Linked DNA regions of Homo sapiens: all the other regions are linked to region 1. The links are chromatin contacts, found by Hi-C or POLR2A ChIA-PET in ENCODE. All regions are on one chromosome and are shown on one strand. Each heading gives the region's core, a stretch centred on a gene start or an enhancer-like site at or near the end of the contact. The rest is flanking DNA. Distances are from core to core; before and after follow the strand shown.

Region 1 (3,317 bases), core at 530-3,029:
GTTTTCCTGGAGTAGTTTCCTTGTCTTGGGTCTGCTGAATACCATCTCCACAACTTGAATTCTGACTAGAAGCAACAGAAGTCTGACAACCTGCATTTCCAAGGGGCACTTCATGGTCCTTCACCTCTTTAGCTTCTGCGGCTCTTTTTCTGTTTCTACTCCGTTTTGACTGGTATTTTCCATCTGTTGCTTTTTCAACAGATTTTAGAATATTTTTAGAGCCATTATTTGGATCAACTCGTTTTGGTTTTCTTTTAGATTTGTATTCCCAAATGTCTTCTTCGGAAATGTCTTCTAACATGGCAAAATGATTTTATCATTCAAGAAGTATTAATCTTAAGTAAACTGAAAGTCCATTTCTTGTCACAAACAAAAAGTTATAGAATTATTTTGCTGAGAAAAAAAACAAAGGTAACAAAACCCCCACCAACTCAATGGGAATCTGCAGTGTTGGTAATGAACATATTGGCAAGCTACAAACCTTGTACCTGACAACACCTGCTATTCCATTTATACCACAATGAAACTAAGATAAACCTATCACAGGAGTAGCAACTGTGAAGTTCTCCATTATGGGTGCTATTTCATTCAAATATCTTGTCCTTTTCCAGGGCTTGATTCATAAAAATAATACTTCAAAAATTAAGCGCTAATGGCAAATATAGGTTCAACAGCTTAATCTTAGAACGAGATTTGTAACATTGTTATGAAGCTACTGTCAGTTCTTTCAAGTGGACAACCGTCCAAATAATTCATAAATCCAACCACAGTCCCTGGACAAAGGGCTTAACAGGTATCCCAAACACTAAATGACTATCTAACAAAACTAGTCACAACATAATCAAAGAGATGTGTAATTCGCAAAAAACTGCGAAGTCACTGCCCTCATCCACGACTAGTGGATACTCAACCACTTCAGTTTCCCGCGACAGTCCATGATCTTCCTCCAGCAGCAATGAACAATCCCTGCACAGTGAACAAAAAAAGTTGATATGTGAAAAAAGTTCAAATATGTGAAAGAGTGGGCTTGTATTGAGGTCTGACTCCGTATTGCACCCATGGTTCCGAAGGTGGCCAGCCCTCTGTCCACCTGACTCAAAACGGGGTCACACGCCAGCCTCTCCCTTATCTTTTGGCATTAGAGGCTGGGAGGCCAGGAAGCGGGGCCTTAATCATCTCCAGGTTAAGCATAGCGAGCTCCAAAAAGCCCTCAGAGTCCTGCCCTTCTGAAGACTCTAAGGCCCGCCCTCAAGGACCCTCACCGCCCCCCACCTGCCACTCGGCACCCCAAGGGAGCCGCTCCAGCTGCATCCGCTCCTCCCGGCACCCCCATCTAAAAATGTGTTCGCGCCCGCACTTTCAGCACTCCCAGATGACAAAACGCTGTGTTTGTGTATAAGTGAAAGCCACTCGCGCCAGTCACTTCCAGTTTACAAAGCCTTCTCTCTGGAGGTTATCCCTACCCGCTTTACCTTTAGGGTCTTGGCGGGAACAAGTTCCCGCTGCCAGTGCCGTGTCGAATCGGCGGATGCTGTTCAAAGAGAGAGACTTTAAAAATAATTTTTAAAAATACATTGCCCTTTTAAGTCCTACGGATTTATTGTATTTTATTTGTGTTCGAAAGTCCGCTAATTCCCAATGTGGAGGGTTGGGGATGTTTCCCTTAGCGCCTCTGGGACGCTGTCCCTAAGGCCTTATTCCATGTTGAATCTGACGCTCTCAATGTCCAGGCTCGGCTGCGGCGTGGGGACCGAAAAGGGGCGGGGTGGGTCGGACGGCAGTTTAATTACGTCCCCGGGAACTGCGCCGATTTGGACTTTTGGCACTTGGACCTATGCTTTAAAAAGAAAAAAGTGTCATTGGCGTGGAGTGGGGCTAGTGGAGGGTGAGGTGAATGCGCCGTTTGGAAACCACAGGACAGTGAACGTTTCGTCTCTCCCAGCGAGACTCTCCCGCGGGCCCGGCGGCCGCATCGGGAGCCCGGCGGAAACATGGCGGCGCCCGGAGGCCGGGGCCGCAGCCTCTCCGGCCTGCTCCCCGCGCAGACCTCGCTAGAGTACGCCCTGCTCGACGCCGTTACCCAGCAGGAGAAGGACAGCCTGGTCTACCAGTATCTGCAGAAGGTGGACGGCTGGGAGCAGGACTTGTCAGTACCCGAGTTTCCGGAAGGTGAGGGGCTGGCGTCGGGGTGGGGGCCCCTCCCGGCACCTCCCCTTCCTCGGGGACGGCGCCCTCCCGCGAAGCGGTGGGCTAGGCGGGTTTGTGCCGCTGGCGCCCCGGGGAGTGGCCCTTCGCCTAACTTGGGCCGCTGTTCGCGTGTTCTGCAATTCCCAGGGGTCCCCAAGCGGCCACCGACGGGGGTTTCCCTGGCACGGGGATCCACATACTCGTCTGTGTATCCTGAGTTCCGCCCGCGCCTGATATTAGCCAAGTGGACACTCCGTGAATATTTAGTGTCCCCGGTGGCAATGATTGCAACGTCCACACCATTCTGTCCATTCAATCTGGTTCCCCAGTGTCTTCTGGTCATCTTTCTGCATCATCTTGACATTTATTGATCACTTTTTCATGTATCACACACAGGGTTTTTTTTTGTTTTTTTTTGATACGGAGTCTCGCTCTGTCTCCCAGGCTGGAGTACAGTGGCGTGATCTTGGCTCACTGCAACCTCCGCCTCCCAGGTTCAGGCGATTCACCTGCCTCAGCCTCCGGAGTAGCTGGGACTACAGGCCCGCGCCACCACGCCTGGCTAGTTGTTTTGTTTTGTTTTGTTTTGTTTTGTTTTGTTTGTATTTTTAGTAGAGACGGCGTTTCACTATGTTGGCCAGGCTGGTCTCGACCTCCTGATTTCAAGTGATCCTCCCGCCTCCGTTTCCCAAAGTGCTGGGATTACAGGCGTGAGCCACCGCGCCCGGCCTGCCACACACAGTCCTAAACACTTGAGGGGATACCTAAACACTTGAGGAGATATTACCTTATTCAATTACCTCTATATCCCAGTGAGGTGCTCCTATCATTCCCCTTTCACAGTTGAGGAAATGGAAGCACAGAGAGGTTAAGTCACATGCCCAGGGCCTCACAGCTGATAACTGCCCCAGTTGGATTATACAGGCCCTGGATTTGCTGGTTTCTTAGCTGTACTGTGCTTCTCCGTTCAAAGTCGTGAAACTAATACTTTTAAAAATCGGAATCAATTATAGCCTATTTCCAGGGTTTAAATCCTGGCCATGTGAGCTTTTGGAGCATGAAGGAACAGATATTCCCGGCAGGGATGTTTGTGAAGCATATCTTGCCATGATAAATGAAAACGTATTTTA
Region 2 (3,317 bases), core at 376-2,875, 1.4 Mb before region 1:
CAGGCACCCAAAGCTCTTTATCTTAACTAGGAGAATCCAGTGTCTTGGTCTGAAACCCAACCTAAAGAAAACAAAATGGGAAAGTTCAGTTAAAACAAAACAAAACAAAACCTTTATTGCATACCATACTTGTTAACTACAATAAACACCTACACAACAGCATCTCACAAGTGCACTACACTTTGGGATGCATATCTTGTCAAATGTCAAAAAGAACTACTTTTGACTTATCCAAAATATGGTACAAGTTTGAATGGCATGCAAACTGGATACACGATTCCAAAATAGTTTTTTTTATTCCTTCTCCGCTTGTCAGGGGACTGTCACCATCCAACGCTTAGTGAATAGTTTGAGAAGACAAAGAATTTTAGGACCTTAGAGTTGATCTAATTCAGTTTCCTTCTTCATAGAACAGAAATTGTCTTAGAGAGGCTGAGTGATTAGACCAAGGTCACAAGTAACAGGTGAACCAGAATAGAAGGCAAGTCAACGACCTCCCTTTATGAAATTCTAAGCTGCCTCTTATGAAGTCTTGAATTAAGCCAAGTATGAGTCAGACATGGTCTATGCCATTTGCCTGCAGTCTCCTCCACCCCGCCACCCAAACATCAAGAGAACAGTCAATTTGGCCCAAAAGTAAAGGAGCGACAGTGAAAGCAAAGAGAGCATGCAAGGAAAGGAAGGGAGGAGATAGAGCGAGAGTGTGTGTGGTGTGTGTGAAATTATGACCAGAAGAGTATATGAGAAGAACCTGAATTAGAAGATTCGAGGGAAGAAAGAAGAGGAAGTGCCTCCAGGAGCGAGGGAAATGGAAGGCAGGGCGGCGAGCTCCGGAGAGATTTGTGGAAGGGCATCTCTGCCTGGACTGGATCTGAAGATCTGGAAGAGGATCTGAGCTACATGGATAATACAGACTACCACGCAGCAGACGCTGTTGACTTGTGCCTCAGTTTCCCGCCCGAGTCATGGAGCAGAGGGCTTAGAAATAAATCCTCACCCAAGGAAGAAATATCCTGGTAAGCCAGGTTGGTCTCAACATTCAGGAGAGCCTGCTCCCACTCTGGTGGGACAAAGACCACCAAAATCGTGCTTATATTCCCTGCCTTGACTCCCACCTCAGTGTGGTCCCTGGTGTCTGCTCCTCAGCCATCGCATATCCGGGGCGGCCTGGGCTCACCCGGAACAGATTTTTTCCTCCTTGGATGACTCCGTCATGGACACCTCAGCCCAGGACAAGCAGAGAGCAAACCCTGGCAGCGAGAGGCTGGAGTGCGGGACCTGCTACAAGCCGAGCACCTCTCGGCCAGCGCCCTCGCCAGGACTCTCCCGCTCAGGCCCCCTGCGCAGTCTCTGTTACTGTCACTTCCGGAGGTTCGCCGCCTCAAACCTCCCTCCGGAAGCAAGCTGCTGTGCCTTGTAGCGTGTGGATCCGGAGCCGATTCCCAGAACACGAAGGGGGGAAAAAACGCTTCTAATGATCCCTCAGAACTTGCATATTTTCATACGCTTTTCTGGGGGGAGGCACTAATTGGGGCGCTTTTCCTTTGCGAACTTACTTATCTTAAAGTCGGAGCGGAAAATAAAGCACGCACGCAACCCAATTTCCGGAGAACCGAGATTGCGACGAACAACCAGGAAGCGGCTGGGTTGAGAGCTGTCCCCGGTTCTCCGTTCTGCTCTCGGGGGCACCTTCCGGGGTTCCTAAGCCGCGGGGCCCCTCGCTGCCCCTCGAGGCCCTTTCCCTGACCTAGGCTTTGGCCTGGGCTACTCGTTCCGGAGCCGCCATGTCGTCCGACTTCGAAGGTTACGAGCAGGACTTCGCGGTGCTCACTGCAGAGATCACCAGCAAGATTGCGAGGGTCCCACGACTCCCGCCTGGTGAGAGCCTTGCCCGGCTGGACGAGGGTGCTGGGGAGAGCTGGGAGGGTGCGGGCGGTGGAACGCCGCCCGAGTAAGTGTGTCTATGAGGCGCGAGGCTGGAGTGGGTGGTGCCGGCTGTTCCCAGGAGGGATACGGCTTGGCTTGGTTGAGGGTAAGGAGTCAAGTTCGGGTGTGGGGTGCCGTGAAAAGAGCCTTCGGAATCTGAGCCATCTGAGTTCGAATCCCGGCTCTACCTTCTTGTAACTTGCATAACCTGGAAACGTTTCTTAACGTCTTAAGAGTCTTAATGTTTTCATTTGTAAATTATAGACATGTGAGTATTCAAAGAAAATGAATGAAAGTATGTAGCCTATGGATCTACAATCTACAGCGGCGTTGTTGTGTTAGTAATAATATTGTTATAATTATATGCGGCAAAATAGAGGTAAGAATCAGGGTGCCTAGATTCAAATCCTACCTCTGTCACTTAGAAGTTGTGCCTCTTAACCCGGGAGGCGGAGGTTGCAGTGAGCCAAGATCTCGCCATTGCACTCCAGCCTAGGCAACAAGAGTGAAACTCCGTCTCAAATAAATAAATAAAATAAAAGTTGTGCCTCTTAAACAGACTTCTTAGTCTCTTTCAACTTTCCTTCTTAGTAAATGGGGGAAAATTGTACTTCTCTCATGGGGTTGTTAGGTAGATTAAATTTATATAACATATTTAAAGTCACTTTTGGTGTTGTTAGTTGCTGTATTAGCATTAGTATTTTTCATACCCCCCACCCCCATTTCTTGTTTCTCATCCTTCTTGGGGATTTATTGTATAACCCAGTTTCATGTAAAACTTGGTACAAGATAATTTTTCACACTTAAAAATTTCACATCTCCCATCTGGAAATGTTTTTGTTTTTGTGTTTCCTTTTGTGTTTTAGCACATCTTATTTTCTATGCTAGACTGTCAACTATGTGAAGGTGGGAGCTGTGTCTGATTTCCTTGGCGTTTACTTATTAGGGGCTCAGGAAAATAAGTGAATGAGCAGGTGAATATAAATATGATCTTTTGTAACTATGGTTTGTACAATGTTGATTCGGGGACTATCTTTCTCTACAGATTAGAGTAGTTAGTTACAGAAAAGGGTTTTACATTTTTGTTTAGTTTTGTTAGGGAAATTGAACCATCATCTGGCTGCTAGACTTGTCCCTACCCTAGCTCCAGGATATAAAGTGTAGAAAGGTGGATGTGCTCATTAATCTGCGGATTGGTGGGCACTTCACTTGCCCACTTGTCCTGGTACTAGCAATAATTTCTCCCGGACCTAAGTTGTCATTCCTCTTTCCCTTTCCCTACTTCCCCCAAAACTTATGTGTTTATAAGTAATTTTCTTCCCTTATTTCTTTGTTTTTCTTCCCCTCACCTATTTTCTGTTAATAGGGATATTTGCTTGAAGCCAGGATCT
Region 3 (3,317 bases), core at 421-2,920, 1.1 Mb after region 1:
AGAGCTAGGATTTGAACCCGGATGGGCTGATCCCAGAGCTCATGCTTTAAATCGCTAGACTGGTGCTCACAGAAGACTGGGACCGAAAAAAATTAATAAAAAAAATAAGGAGCCCCCTGGGCTAGCAAATTAGGAGTTGTTCAGACAGATGTGAAAAGGAAAGCAAGGCAGAGGGAAAGTCACTGTACAGAAGAGAGAGACCCATGACAGCAGAGACAGTGAGCTGGTAAAGTGGCTGGCGATCTAGCCCCTGAAAATACCTCCAGAGAGGCAGGCTCACGCCTGTAATCCCAGCACTTTGGGAGGCCGAGGTGGGCAGATCACCTGAGGTCAGGAGTTTGAGACCAGCCTGGCCAATGGCGAAATCCCGTCTCTACTAAAAATACAAAAATTAGCCGAGCATGGTGACAGGCACCTGTAATCCCAGCTGTTCAGTTGGCTGAGTCAGGAGAATAGCCTGGATCCGGGAAGTGGAGGTTGTAGTAAGCCAAGATTGCGCCACTGCATGCCAGCCTGGGCGACAGAGCAAGACTTTTCTTAAAACAAACAAACAAAAAAGAAAAAAGAAAAGGAAAGAAGAAAGAGACAAAGAAAGAAAGAGAGAAGGAAAGAAAGGAAGGAAGGAAGAGAAGGAAGGAAGGAAAGAAAGAAAAGGAAAGAAAGAAAAAGAAAGAAGAAAGAAAGGAAAGAAAAGAAAGAAAAAGAAAGAAAGAAAATACCTCCAGAGAGCCAGGTCTCTTAGGCCTTCTGAGAAACTCACATCCCTTTTGATGAACACAAATGCTTCACACTCTCAATGTTATTGGTAATCCAAGTTATCAATATACCTAAATCACTTAGTACTGAATCTGGCATATAGTAATCACCTAATGAAGAGATAAGAGTCATGGAGTATTCTGAAGCAATTAGAATCAATAGACTCAATATACACATGGCAACAAAGTTGGATCTTAAAAACCGACCTGAGTGAAAAAGGAAAGGGAAAGATACATAACACGGTACCATTATGTAAATTGATAATATATGCTTACACAATTTGTAAGAACACATACAAATAGATACATGTATATTAAACATACTCGAACGGTTACCCTATGGGGTGGTGGCTGGAGTGGGGGTAAGTCCGTAAGCTGTAATGGAACCTAAACAAATACATGAAACGAGTAGGAATCAGAAGGAGTAACAATAAAAATGTGCCATGAACTGAGGAGTGTAAATTAATCAACTCACTGCATCTGAGGTTAAAAATAGAAAGATGATAATTGTTATTCTTATTACTCCTAGGTCTTCCACTTGCACTCAGCTTTACAATGTTGGACTATCCTTCAGATGGCACCCTCCTTGCACTTGCTCAGGCAGGAGAGCTTTTTCCTCCAGCTTTCTAGGTGATTTAATATATCAGGGAATAAGTATAAAAAAAGGCACGGTGCTCCCTGGGTAGCCTTTCTGGACTTCAGAGCTAAATTGCAAAGTCAGTTTTACACATGTGATTTCATCTATGAAATTAGGGCAAGGTAGAAAACTGGCACAGAAAAAATGTGATTTATTATGGTGTTACTATCCCTTACAAGCGGAGTGTCAGCTGCCTCTTTTTGTCCACTGATTTAAGGCAAGATGAACTGAAAGTGGCTATGATCACGTCTTCAAAAGCACACTCTGGCCCCTCGGCTGCAGGCGCCCTGCACATTCCCCAGCTGCGTGTCCGGTGGTGACACAGTGCATAATTGTGGCGCCTTCCTGGTGCAAACTGTCTCACTTAGCTCCGTCTTGCTGGCACAGCAGAAAGGAAGAAATCGAAAATGTTTGGATTTCAAAGGTAACAAGAAGCTGGAAAACAACTACTGGCCGAGTCTGAGAGTTTCAGCGGAGACTGGTGCAGCCTTGTGTTTTTCCACTGACAGCTGAAAATGAGCCCAGCTTCAGTGAAGCTTGTTTCCTTCCCTCCTCAAGGTTACCCACAATTCTCAGTTCTCTCAGGAAAGCCAAAAAATGAATTTGAGGGTTTAGGATTGTGGTTCTTTTATCTATTACAGGATTGATAATATGTTCCTCCACCAGATGTTCTGCTTGTAACAATACTCACTTCCTGACACTACTGCATATGCAGGAGTGTTACTACCAAGGTAAACACAGAATTGGCTGCCCAATTCCAAATCCCTGAACTGAGTGAGAGAAATCAGAATTATAATAGGGGATTCAACAGAGCTGGCTACGGATGTGCCAGTGGTCAGATACTTTGCTCATCATACGCAGGTGCTGCTGCTCTAGCAACTGCTCACTGCTTCATTTCCTGCCTTGGTCTTTAAATACTGCTTTTCTCAGCTCAATTGGCTTTCTTCCCTCTGGCAGTCACGTTTCTTTGGGTCAAACAGCAAATGATTCTTTAGAATCACCTGGTACTCAAAGGAGCTACAAGACATTGGGCATCCACTTCCACTCTCTTGGAAAAACAATTTTATGGAAGCCAAGGTTGCCATAGTGCCTCTTGAGGTTGTTTGCTCAGCCAAGGCCCAAGCTTTGTGCTTCAAACATGAAATTAGAGAGCTTCAGAACAAGATCCACATTTTCAATGGCCTCACCCAACTGGATAAAAGAACAATTGCCATATCTCAATGACCACCTTTTCTCAGGTGGGATGGTAGATGCTGGAATGGGTCACAGCATTGCCCAACCAAACTTTGCAAAAAAGGCTGGAAGCTCTGACTGGGGACCCTAAATATGCAAAAGTTAATAGGCTCTTCATGCAGAATATGAACCCCGTGTATGGATATAGCTAAAGGGTTGGCCTTTATGTTTCTATTCCTTCACAAACCTGGTAGAATAGATATGCTTGTTTCCCTTTAAAAAATGTCAACAATTGCATTTATGATGCTGTGTATAGTAACTCACAGATCATGCTCCATGAAAATGCTTCAGAACCCAATATAAGGAGATTTTTTAGCCATGTGTGACAAAAGAGAGGCCATTTCAGTGTTGAAATTCTTCAGAGAAGTATTTGATTATGTTTTCTCAGATCTTTTTATTTTTATTTTTTTTGAAACAGAGTCTCACTTTGTCACCCAGGCTGGAGTACAGTGGCTGTGGTCTCGGCTCACTGCAACCTCTGCCTCCCAGGTTCAAGCGATTCTCCTGTCAGCTTCCCGAATAGCTGGGATTACAGGCGCATGCACCACCATGCCTAATTTTTGTATTTTTAGTAGAGACAGAGTTTCGCCATGTTGACCAGGCTTGCCTTGAACTCCTGACTTCAGGTGATCCACCCACCTCAGCCTCCCAAAGCACTGGGATTACAGGCATGAGCCACCGTGCCCAGCCTG

Evidence for each region. A loop is a pair of places that touch in the nucleus more often than their neighbours do. ChIA-PET counts read pairs that join two places held with the same protein, here RNA polymerase II (POLR2A). Pooled maps may share reads with other maps.
Region 2: a loop to region 1 is called in a map of naive thymus-derived CD4-positive, alpha-beta T cell, with 6 times the contacts of the local background. The contact joins the promoter of VTI1A here to the promoter of NHLRC2 in region 1. A Hi-C loop is called at or near these places in 2 of 168 maps with a recorded cell type or tissue (both naive thymus-derived CD4-positive, alpha-beta T cell), 2 of 37 single-sample maps with no recorded cell type and 10 of 50 pooled maps.
Region 3: a loop to region 1 is called in a map with no recorded cell type, with 5 times the contacts of the local background. The contact joins the enhancer-like site here to the promoter of NHLRC2 in region 1. A Hi-C loop is called at or near these places in 1 of 37 single-sample maps with no recorded cell type. POLR2A ChIA-PET finds 5 or more read pairs at or near these places in 1 of 52 experiments (Panc1).

What each region holds. Positions count from the first base shown.
Region 1 is chr10:113,852,882-113,856,198 of GRCh38, forward strand. NHLRC2 (NHL repeat containing 2) reads left to right here and starts at 1,780. Exons shown (of 11, transcript NM_198514.4): 1 at 1,780-2,169. The coding sequence starts at 1,992. It overlaps DCLRE1A (DNA cross-link repair 1A), which reads right to left and starts at 1,201. Exons shown (of 9, transcript NM_014881.5): 1 at 1-1,201. The coding sequence starts at 301. RefSeq lists a silencer at 1,890-2,249 and an enhancer at 2,260-2,964.
Region 2 is chr10:112,445,590-112,448,906 of GRCh38, forward strand. It overlaps VTI1A (vesicle transport through interaction with t-SNAREs 1A), which reads left to right and starts at 1,626. Exons shown (of 8, transcript NM_145206.4): 1 at 1,626-1,878. The coding sequence starts at 1,785. ZDHHC6 (zDHHC palmitoyltransferase 6) reads right to left here and starts at 1,325. Exons shown (of 11, transcript NM_022494.3): 1 at 1,116-1,325; 2 at 1-61. RefSeq lists enhancers at 1,112-1,231, 1,432-1,691.
Region 3 is chr10:114,999,906-115,003,222 of GRCh38, forward strand. No RefSeq gene overlaps it. Among named protein-coding and RNA genes, the nearest start is that of LINC02626, 6.9 kb to the left of the region's middle. Within about 2 kb of position 1,671, at least 7 of the 41 ENCODE cell types and tissues checked have a DNase peak (open chromatin) inside an H3K27ac peak, as active enhancers do.